2 separate regions of the Homo sapiens genome follow, and region 2 is linked to region 1. A link is a contact called in ENCODE Hi-C or POLR2A ChIA-PET data. All regions are on one chromosome and are shown on one strand. The core of a region is the stretch at or near the end of the contact, and the rest is flanking DNA. Distances in the headings are between cores, read along the strand shown.

What was found. A loop is a pair of places that touch in the nucleus more often than their neighbours do. ChIA-PET counts read pairs that join two places held with the same protein, here RNA polymerase II (POLR2A). Pooled maps may share reads with other maps.
Region 2: a map of mesothelial cell of epicardium shows a loop between it and region 1 (8-fold over the local background). The contact joins two enhancer-like sites. A Hi-C loop is called at or near these places in 17 of 168 maps with a recorded cell type or tissue (GM11168, GM12878, GM13977 and 12 more) and 4 of 50 pooled maps. POLR2A ChIA-PET finds 5 or more read pairs at or near these places in 2 of 52 experiments (activated CD4-positive, alpha-beta T cell and common myeloid progenitor, CD34-positive).

The regions. Positions count from the first base shown.
Region 1 is chr10:6,112,659-6,117,621 of GRCh38, forward strand. RBM17 (RNA binding motif protein 17) reads left to right here. Exons shown (of 12, transcript NM_032905.5): 9 at 850-923; 10 at 1,391-1,489; 11 at 2,581-2,653; 12 at 2,795-4,789. The coding sequence ends at 2,898. Among named protein-coding and RNA genes, the nearest start is that of RBM17, 26 kb to the left of the region's middle. RefSeq lists a silencer at 3,234-3,434. Within about 2 kb of position 1,798, at least 8 of the 41 ENCODE cell types and tissues checked have a DNase peak (open chromatin) inside an H3K27ac peak, as active enhancers do.
Region 2 is chr10:6,380,213-6,385,612 of GRCh38, forward strand. No RefSeq gene overlaps it. Among named protein-coding and RNA genes, the nearest start is that of LINC02656, 33 kb to the left of the region's middle. Within about 2 kb of position 2,019, at least 7 of the 41 ENCODE cell types and tissues checked have a DNase peak (open chromatin) inside an H3K27ac peak, as active enhancers do.

The sequences.
Region 1 (4,963 bases), core at 548-3,047:
CCTCAGGAAGAAATCTTGGTTATGTGTTTAGAGCATGAAGGACAGAGCCATATAGTGTGGCAGTGAATATACCTGCTATCTCCATCTCAGAGGTCGTCTCTACTTTTCCCTTTTGCCCTTTCAGTATAGATGTGATTTCTGATTCTCTTACAGATTGTTTGCTTTGCGAGATCTGATGTTATGTTGCAGTCTCTTGGTAAATGATGCCTAGTTGGTGTTTTATTTTCATTTAATTTTTACAGTCTGTTCTGTGTTGAGGGAATTCAGGAAAGAGACAAACATATGTTAGCATTTTAATCAGGGAATTAAGTTTGAGTCAGCCTAGCTGAACTTCCTTTGCTAAAGAAAGAAGAAAACTTTTCTGGCAGCCCCGTTCATGCACAGCTTAGGATACATCACGAGCCTGACAGGTGAGTGCCAGAAACCAACAGTTGTCCCGACTTGTGAGGTTATCTGAAGTAAGGCAGCCGGTGGCTGGATTAGTAACTGCATATTCCCCTGGGCCCGTGACCTTGAACGTTTGCTCCAAGTCAACTCACCTATAGGAATTATCACTCACATGCCCTGTCAGCCCTTTGGGAAGTGAGATGAGCAAAAATTGCAAGTAATGGTGGAGGCTCAAAACATCCAGATGCTATTGTAAAAACATGCCAAAGCAAAGCAGAGGCTTTTATTGCAGATAAGGCTGTGTTTTCGCTCAGAGACCAATTGTGTAGATGCCTAGGACATAAATGGTGGGGATCGCTATTGAAATTAAATTAATTATTGTAAGTAGGACTCAGTTCTGTAACACATCTAATGATATGCTGCTCAGTTCTGTAACACATCTAATGGTATGTTTTGATACAGATGCATCCAAGAAGTCAGATTCAAATCCGCTGACTGAAATACTTAAGTGTCCTACTAAAGTGGTCTTACTAAGGGTAAGAAGCTGAGGAAAGCAAGCTCTCTGCCTGCCTAGATTTGTGTGTGTCACCCCAGCCTACCCTGCTCCCCCTAAAAGTTAAAACTGAAAATGATACTTTTGCAAATAATACTTTGGGCAGATCCCACGTAAGGCTGATTTTAGATTTTTCACTAATGTGTAAGTCTCTTTGCTAAGTACAGTGTTTAAGACTGCAGTGAGTAATTAAATATTTGAAATTGCTAGAGCTTCAGATAGTTTATACATTTTGGTGCTTGCATAGATGCTTTTGTAACTCTTTACAGGCTTAATATATGTTTTAGTGTTTTAAGAAATACTAACTTTTGGGTACTTTGGGGATGAAATTTTTCATTATGTCGTTTGGGATTGAGAACATTTACCATCACTAAGTCATATTTATATACCTCTGCTAGGTGTTTGTAAGTTATACTTGGTACTTGAATTTGTTTATTTTTGTGTTTAAAGAACATGGTTGGTGCGGGAGAGGTGGATGAAGACTTGGAAGTTGAAACCAAGGAAGAATGTGAAAAATATGGCAAAGTTGGAAAATGTGTGATATTTGAAGTAAGAGTGTTTTCTTTTGATGTTTATAACACAAGTTGTAATTGGCACATTACAAAACATTTTCTACAAACAGGACAGGGTATGCTATAAGTAACATTCTTACTGCAGAAGGTGACAGGCGTTGGTTATTTGTACTTCTCTTGCTCAATTATTACAGTTTTAAACATAAAGACAATGATTTCAAGTTTTATTTGATGAAGAAACAGGAATGCTTCATGATTGAGGATCAGTATGATGACTGAAGACCTTGATTCTAGCGTGCTCAGTAGTTTAGTTCCTTAGACATGCCTTTGGTTTCAGTCATTTGGTGAGTATTTAGTGCCTCTCACATGCACTGCACTGTGCGGAGAGCACTTGGATTACAGGAAGCATGCTCTGTACTCTCAGTGGTGTGTTCAGTTGAAGAAACACATAAAATAACTGAAAGATATTCAGTTACTAGACTAGGTAGTATTGACTAAGTTCAGGAGTTGAGAAAAGGATTAGATCAGTGAAAAAATAGACTGCCTTGTGAGCAATAGCAGATATGGGCTGCGCTTTGAAACGAACAGGTGGGATTTGCAGGGAAGGGTATTCTGATTGGGATAATGGCTCGTAGGAGACAGTGAAGATCAGGACTACCAAAATGGAATGGATGGGCCTGTTGGGGATTAGCAGAAGTGCTTAGGTGGGTGGAATTACAGAGGGCTAGGAAAGCTAGACAGAGCTAGTCAAAATGAGACCTGATGTGAAAGGCCACTAGGGCACCAGCCTTTTTAATCTGAAAGCTCTGCTTCCTCTGTTTCTTTATCCTGTTGCTGTTTGTTGACCACATAATTATTTGTTTACGTCATCAGCTGGCACAGGGCCTTTATGAGGTCAGAGACTGCCTAGCCCTGTGTTCCTGGCACCTAACAATGCCTGTCATAAAAACAGGCATTCAGTACGTTTTTGATGATGAACAAATTATACTTATTTCCTTGGTATTTGACAACTACTTGACTGTATATGATGATAATTAGAATATCCACTCTGAGAAATCATTTAAAAGAGAAAACTCATTCAATGCAATCTCAAATGCCTTTACTCATCACGCTCTCATTTTCTTCCAGATTCCTGGTGCCCCTGATGATGAAGCAGTACGGATATTTTTAGAATTTGAGAGAGTTGAATCAGCAATTAAAGGTTAGTGGTACAGCTAAATATTAAAGAATAAAAAAGTTGAATTTACAGCCTTAATCTTTACAAGTAAAGTTACTGTTTAATTAAAGTTAAACCTTTATCTTATAGGATACCTGTATTAACTGTCTTTTGTTTGCCTTTCAGCGGTTGTTGACTTGAATGGGAGGTATTTTGGTGGACGGGTGGTAAAAGCATGTTTCTACAATTTGGACAAATTCAGGGTCTTGGATTTGGCAGAACAAGTTTGATTTTAAGAACTAGAGCACGAGTCATCTCCGGTGATCCTTAAATGAACTGCAGGCTGAGAAAAGAAGGAAAAAGGTCACAGCCTCCATGGCTGTTGCATACCAAGACTCTTGGAAGGACTTCTAAGATATATGTTGATTGATCCCTTTTTTATTTTGTGGTTTTTTAATATAGTATAAAAATCCTTTTAAAAAAACAACAATCTGTGTGCCTCTCTGGTTGTTTCTCTTTTTTATTATTACTCCTGAGTTGATGACATTTTTTGTTAGATTTCATGGTAATTCTCAAGTGCTTCAATGATGCAGCATTTCTTGCACTAAAAAAAAAAAAAAAAAAAAAACTAGAAAGTTTTGGGACATGGGGTTATATTAAATTATTCTTTGTTTTTCTTTTTCTTTTAATAAAGCCTGCAAGTTACTAAATTGTAGTTTCATAAATTCTGTAGTAAAGTATCATCTTGGCAGTGTGCCAAAGGTGAAAATGATGCTTTCTCTAACAGAGAAATTCTTAGTGACTCCAGTCGTAGAAAAACGTCTTTACAACCTGAATAAGATTGAAGAATTGTGAACATACCATGGCCTATTGGATGAATCATTTGCCGTAGGCTAAATCAGACTGTAGGGTTTGTGATGGATTTATGGAGTATGTGGGTATAGAAATCATGAATCTAGCATTTGTTTTCAGAGATTCAAGCATAGTCTTAAGGGTAGATCAGAAATGACAAATGAATTCAAAACCTAGCAGGTGCATTGTAAATGTGTGCCCAGTTATGTTTTGGAAATGGCAGTTCCTTGGGGTCATGTTTCTACTGGCAAAATTTGCAATAGTGTTCTATTGTATGTAATTTTAAAATTTATAAGATTATCCACGTTGGCCAAGTAAACTGTACTGCCAATAGAATTCTGGAATTGTGAGAAATTGTATCATTGAAGTTCAGTAGGATGTGTGGCTTAAAAATTTATCAGGACCACAAAAAAGAAAACAAAAATATTTGGTACTGAGGTTCATTGCCAGGGCAGGAGGTATTTCCAGAAAATACTCATGCCTGTGTTCTGTTCCTTGCTTTCCCAAATACTGCATGTGACTTTCCTAAGCGGCAGCTGAAAGACTCGAGCCCGTGCTGTCTCCTTTGGTTATTATGACATGAAAGTGTATCAAGAACTCAGCATTTCTTTGCATCCATGGACTTGGTTTGGAGACATAAGGAATATTCTGACCCTTTTTAAAAAAGGATTTTCTCATGTTTTTATTTAACATAAATAAAAGAATAACATTTTATCTTTTGTGGTATTATTTTATTGAATAAAATTGAGTTTTATGATAAAAGTGCACCTGTTCTGTAAAGTAAGTTGGGGTTAAGGAATGTGAGGTAAATTACATAATTGAACATTGTGGAAGACAGAATCAAAAGCAGCCCTGGAACTTCAGTTATCTATGGAATTAGGCATACCATTCCTCAAGTGGAAACCATGTTTGTGCTTACAAGTACCGGAGTGTGCTTGTTTAATTTTAGAAACTAATGGTTCCAACCCACCTTTCATGCATGCATTTATTGTTGTTATGCTTTGTAAAACATTGTTTGCACCTAAATGGGTGGCTTTTCCTAACATTCTCATGGTCAGCAACCAGAGAGTTGCAACCAACTCATACTACTTGATTTCCGTTCGCATGAGGACAGCTTGGTGTGTGCCTTTCTCCCCAGTCTTTTATTTTTAAAATAACTGTGTTAATCAGTTAGTGCTTTATTTATAATGAATTTCTGATAGTCGAATAATTTCTAAATCTCCTGCAAGTTAGTACTTGAGAAATTTGAAATTAATTTTCAATATTAACATTTAAGCTAATATAAAAATTTTAAATTTCAATAAAAATTAAAAATTATGTAAGCTACAATGTAACTGGCAAGTTTCCGTGTAATAGACGTTTGTCATTCTTGGTGGCCCATCTGTGAGTTTTTGAAACCCCTTTTTCTTTTTTTTTCTTTTTTTTTTGAGACGGAGTCTTGCTCTGTCGCCCAGGCTGGAGTGCAGTGGCATGATCTGGGCTCACTGCAACCTCCGCCTTCTG
Region 2 (5,400 bases), core at 769-3,268, 270 kb after region 1:
TCCCTCCTGGCTGCTTTCATGTGCTGGTGTTGAGTGTCTGTGGCTTTTCAAGGCACATGGTGCAAGCTGTTGGTGGATCTACCATTCTGGGGTCTGGAGGACAGTGGCCTTCTCACAGCTCCACTAGGCAGTGCCCCAGTAGGGACTCTGTGTGGAGACTCTGACCCCACATTTCCCTTCTGCACTGCCCTAGCAGAGGTTTTCAATGAGGGCCCCACCCCTGCAGCAAACTTCTGCTTGGGCATCCAGGCATTTCCATACATCCTCTGAAATCTAGGTAGAGTCGACTTAATTCTTGACTTCTGTGCACCTGCAGGCTCAACACCACGTGGAAGCTGCCAAGGCTTGGGGCTTCCACCCTCTGAAACAACAGCCTGAGCTGTACCTTGGCCCCTTTTAGTTATGGGTGGAGTGGCTGGGACTCAGGGCACCAAGTTCCTAGACTGCGCACAGCAGAGAGACCCTGGGCCTAGCCCACGAAACCATTTTTTCCTCCTAAACCTCCAGGCCTGTGATGGGAGGGGCTGCCGCAAAGGTCTCTGACATGCCCTGGAGACATTTTCCCCATTGTCCTGGTGATTAACATTCAGATCTTCATTACTAATGCAAATTTCTGCAGCCAGCTTTAATTTCTCCTCAGAGAATGGGATTTTTGTTTCTATCACATTGTCAGCCTGAAAATTTTACAAACTTTAATGATCTGTTTCCCTTTTAAAATTGAATGCCTTTAACAGCATCCAAGTCACCTCTTGAATGCTTTGCTGCCTAGAAATAGAAATCTTCCACCAGATACCCTAAATCATCTCTCTCAAGTTCAAAGTTCCACAAATCTCTAGGGCTGGGGCAAAATGCTGTCAGTCTCTTTGCTAAAACGTAACAAGAGTTACCTTTGTTCCAATTCCCAACAAGTTCCTCATCTCCATCTGAGACCACCTCAGCCTGGATTTCACTGTCCATATCATTATCAGCATTTTGGTAAAAGCCATTCAGCAAGTCTCTAGGAAGTTCCAAACTGTCCCACATTTTTCTGTCTTCCTCTGAGTCCTCCAAACTGTTCCAACCTCTGCCTGTTACCCAGTTCCACATTTTTGTGTATCTTTTCAGCAGTGCCCCACTCTACTGGTACCAATTTACTGCATTAGTCTGTTTTCATGCTACTGATAAAGCCATATCTGAGACTGGGGAAAAAAAAGAGGTTTAATGGACTTATAGTTCCACATGGCTGGAGAGGCCTCACAATCGTGGCAGAAGGCAAGGAGGAGCAAGTCACATCTTACATGGATGGTGGCAGGCAAACAGAGAGAGATTGTGCAGGAACATGCCTCTTTATAAAACCATCAGATCTCATGAGACTAATTCACCATCACAAGAACAGCACGGGAAAGACCCGCCCCCATAACTCAGTTACCTCCCACCAGGTCCCTCCCACAACACGTGGGAATTCAAGATGAGATTTGGGTGGGGACACAGCCAAACCATATCACCATGTCTCTCCATGGACTGACTTGATGGACAATTCTTTGGAGGTGGATAACTGTGATTGTCCTGTAAACCATAAAGCAGAGAGGGCACCCCAAGGAAAGCCATGTTACCCAAGTAGATGCTGGACAAGTGTTAAATACATAGCTGCCTTCATTGTGGAAACAGGGGCAGGGATCTGAGGACTTCTATATCAAGACCTTTCCACTCCTCCACTAGTTTACTTCTCTGGGTCTACTGTCGACATTCATCTAAAATGCAACTCCAACAGAAATTGTGGGACAGGGATGTCCCATTCACCTGGAGAAAGGCTATACAAGGCAATACAATGGCCATTGCAGCAAAAAAATCAGGTGTCTAGAAACATATTAAGCCAGAATTAAGCTGTAGCTCTCTGCATAGTTTATGAGACACTTCTCTGAAGTGCAGCTGAAAATGATGGGTGTGTGTGTGTTTTAAATCTGAAGGCCCTCGGGAATGGCATGTACACAAATGTCAGTGTTTGTGGGCATGAAAGGGAAGGAAACCAGACATGGGGCTGGCGGAGAAGACTTAACAGCTGCAGCTGGCATGCTTTTGCTTTGTCTTTGATTCTTTCGATTCCTGTTTGGCTTTGGTCCCATGTTTTGGGCTGTGACTAAGCTTTCGTGTCTTTGGGGGCTAAGTAGACATCAAAACAAGAAACGCCACTCACTGTGCAAATGGATTTGCCCGAAATGCTGCTGAAGAAGACAGGTTGGCATCGGGCTGGTGCTTTTCTGCTTCTACTTAAATAGGAGAGGATTTGGTCAAACTTGGTCCTTGGGACAAGGAGCTGTTTTGGACAAACGGTTTACGGAAGGTGAGGCTGGGTATTTTAAGAAGGGAGGTGAGAAGTGAGAGACCTGGAATCTGGTCCTTGTAATCGGTCATCTTGCAACATGGACTTGACTGTTGTGGAAATGGTCTACACCTCAGTTTCCTTTTTACCACAAGCTCTTCCCTCCATCTCTGTCGACACATTTCCCTCCTCTTGCTCCAGCCTCTGCTTATTTCAGGGGCTCAGTTTTCTCAAGATGGCCCCATGAAACTTCCTTGCCACAGAATGCTTCTCTGGATGCTATATCAATCGATTACATGTTAGTATGAATTTAGCTAATACACTACCTCCACATGTGACTGTACACTCAAAGTATCCCAGCAGAGGCACTCTCCCAGGTGCAACAAGATGAAACAGTCAGTTTCGGGGTCTCTTATCATGTCCCTATATAAACACAGGTGTGGGAGGGAAATATTTTGAGATGACTGCATGGAACTCTGTATTCCTTTTCCATATAATGAGTATATTATTCTCCAGCGTCTCTCCATTGCTCAAAACCACGAATATCTCCTCTCTTGAAAAAGTGACAGTGTGAGGACTGGGAAGCTGAAATTTTAGCTCAGAAGTCTACAACTAGAACCAAGTTTCTAAAAATGTGCTGTGTTATATAATCCAGGAGGAGGCAATGGAAAAGTACCAGCTGGTGTGGGACTGGAGGCTTTCCTGCCTCTGACTCACTCAGGCAAAAGGTCTTGAATTAAGATGCTTCTCAGAAAATCCAAACAAAACCCATTCATTCTCCAAGGCTTCGCATTCGTTGTGGGAGTCAAAATGTAACCATGGGACTGAGATTGCCTGGGCACATTTGGGAAAGTTCACAAAGTTTGTTCTTGTGTCCCTCGAGGCCAGCTTCCAGGGCCTCCCCACTCCTTTCCAGATGCCCGATGCCATCCTGCCGTATCTATGGCACCACAGACAGCCCTATCGGGAAGATGGCCCAAATGGCTTTCCCCATCAAAACTTGACTTCTCTGTCCTGTGGCCTCAGGCCCTGCTCTGGGTTGTCCTTAACTAAACAGTTAGATGGATCCTTGCTGTGGTGTTAGCTAACTGAATAGAGCACCTTTGAAAAAATAACATAATAGGCTGACCACGGTGGCTCATGCCTGTAATCCTGGCACCTTGGGAGGCTGATGGGGGAGGGTTGCTTGAGTCCAGGAGTTTAAGACTAGCCTAGGTAACATAGCAAGCCGTTGTCTCTACAAAAAATGTAAAAATTAGTCAGGTGTGGTGGTGCCTGCCTGTGGTCCCAGCTACTTGGGAGGCTGAGGTGGGAGGCTTAAGGGGGTTGAGGCTACCTTGAGCTGTGTTTGCACCACTGCACTCCAGCCTGGGTGACAGAGTGAGACCCTGCCTCAAAAACAAAACAAAACAAAAACAAAACATAATGTCTTAACTCAAAAGAGAGCATGGCTACTTGTGCAGTGACAAAAGTGGCTGGCATATCAGGAATGATGACTCTGGCCTAGGAAGATGTTTGGGACCTGTGGAGCCTTTGGATGTGGAGTCCCTCAGATCACACTAGAATCTGGCTGCCTTCTCCACGAAGAGATTTCTGTGTGGAAGGTCCAGGCATCTGTGTTTTGCAGCTCCCCAGAAGGTTTTGAGGCCTGTGGGAAATGATGGGGGACTGCAGCACTTGTATGCTGTGATGTCGGAAGAATAACAGCCAGCGGCTCAGCAGCATTAAGGCTTTGTGGACTGTTCCTAGGCTTTTTCCGTCTCTCCTTTTTTTTTTTTTTTTTTTTTTTTGCCACAGTTGACATCTGTACGCCCCACGTCACGTGAGGTTAGTGTCTGAGCAGGGACTACAAGGAGCCAACAATCCTGACTTCTGGTCTACCTTTCCCCCAAGTACCCACAGCCTCCCTAATATCCAAATCCTCATGTAACTTTATGCAATGAAACATATCAAACTTTACATAGCATTGCCCAGCCTGTGCACGTTGAGGTATTTCAAAGCAAAAAGCATTATAAAGTCTTTGTGAACCTCTCCCCACAAGCATGTAAAGCTTTGGGAACAGGCCAGGAACCACCTGCCTTGGCATACCATAGTGCTGTGACCATTGCAATTATATTTTCCAGATACAATTCTTGGGGCATGCAGTCTGAGAATGCTTTGCCTCTGAATGGAGCACATGGTTTTTGGATAGGGAAATGTTGGCCTACAGATGTATGAAGGCTATGGTGTTGGTGGGGGTGCCGTAATAGGATAACTTGAGTCTGAATGTGTGAAGTGATGTTTCGACTAGAGCTGATTTTGGAAGTGGTTGTAGCTGGCACTGGGAGATGAGGAGGCATGATGAGGGTGAGAATAATTCAATGTGAATTTTCAAGAGTTAGGCTCTTGAACTGTAAGAATGTAAACCTCAGGTCACTTTACTAAGAGGGGTTATATTGGGCCAAATGTCTGCATCTGCCTCCCACATTCATTCACCTGGCCCCACCTGCCTGCCCCCAGGTGCCCTGTATCTGGCTCAGGGCTGAGAACCACAGCAGCCTGGCACCTACTCCCTAGTCCTGGCCTTGTGGTCTCATGTGGTCTGGGCTGCTCCCACCACATCCCGACTCAGGTGAAGTGTGGATCTGAGCGCACAGCTGCAAAGTACAGGGCCTGGGGCCTTGACCAGGAAGTGCAGGTGAGTTCACGTACCTGTACAGGGTGAAGACAGCCTGAAGGAGGTGTGGGCAGGAGGGGGCTTCATGCCCCACACAAGGAGGTTTGACCATTGAGACAGGAGGTGGTGGCAGTTGTGAATTTTTCTCCCTTCCCTGCCCACCTCCCTCCTCCTCCCACTCACACTCACATTGCTCCAGGTATGGTGATGCCTTTGGCCTGCCCCTGAACGTCCCATATACCTGGACAGCCAGCTGTGTCTTCTGAGGCCATGAGCAGCTGGCAGCACATCCCTTGCATCTGCTTTCCCCACTCCCGCTTTGCTTCCTGCCCTCACTCTTGCTGCCCCGGGATTGCACCCATCTCCTCACAAAGCAGGAGCTGCGAAGATTTGCCTCAGGCTTTGTTCTCAAGGGAGGACAGGTCATTAGGGGCTGGTTGTAAAG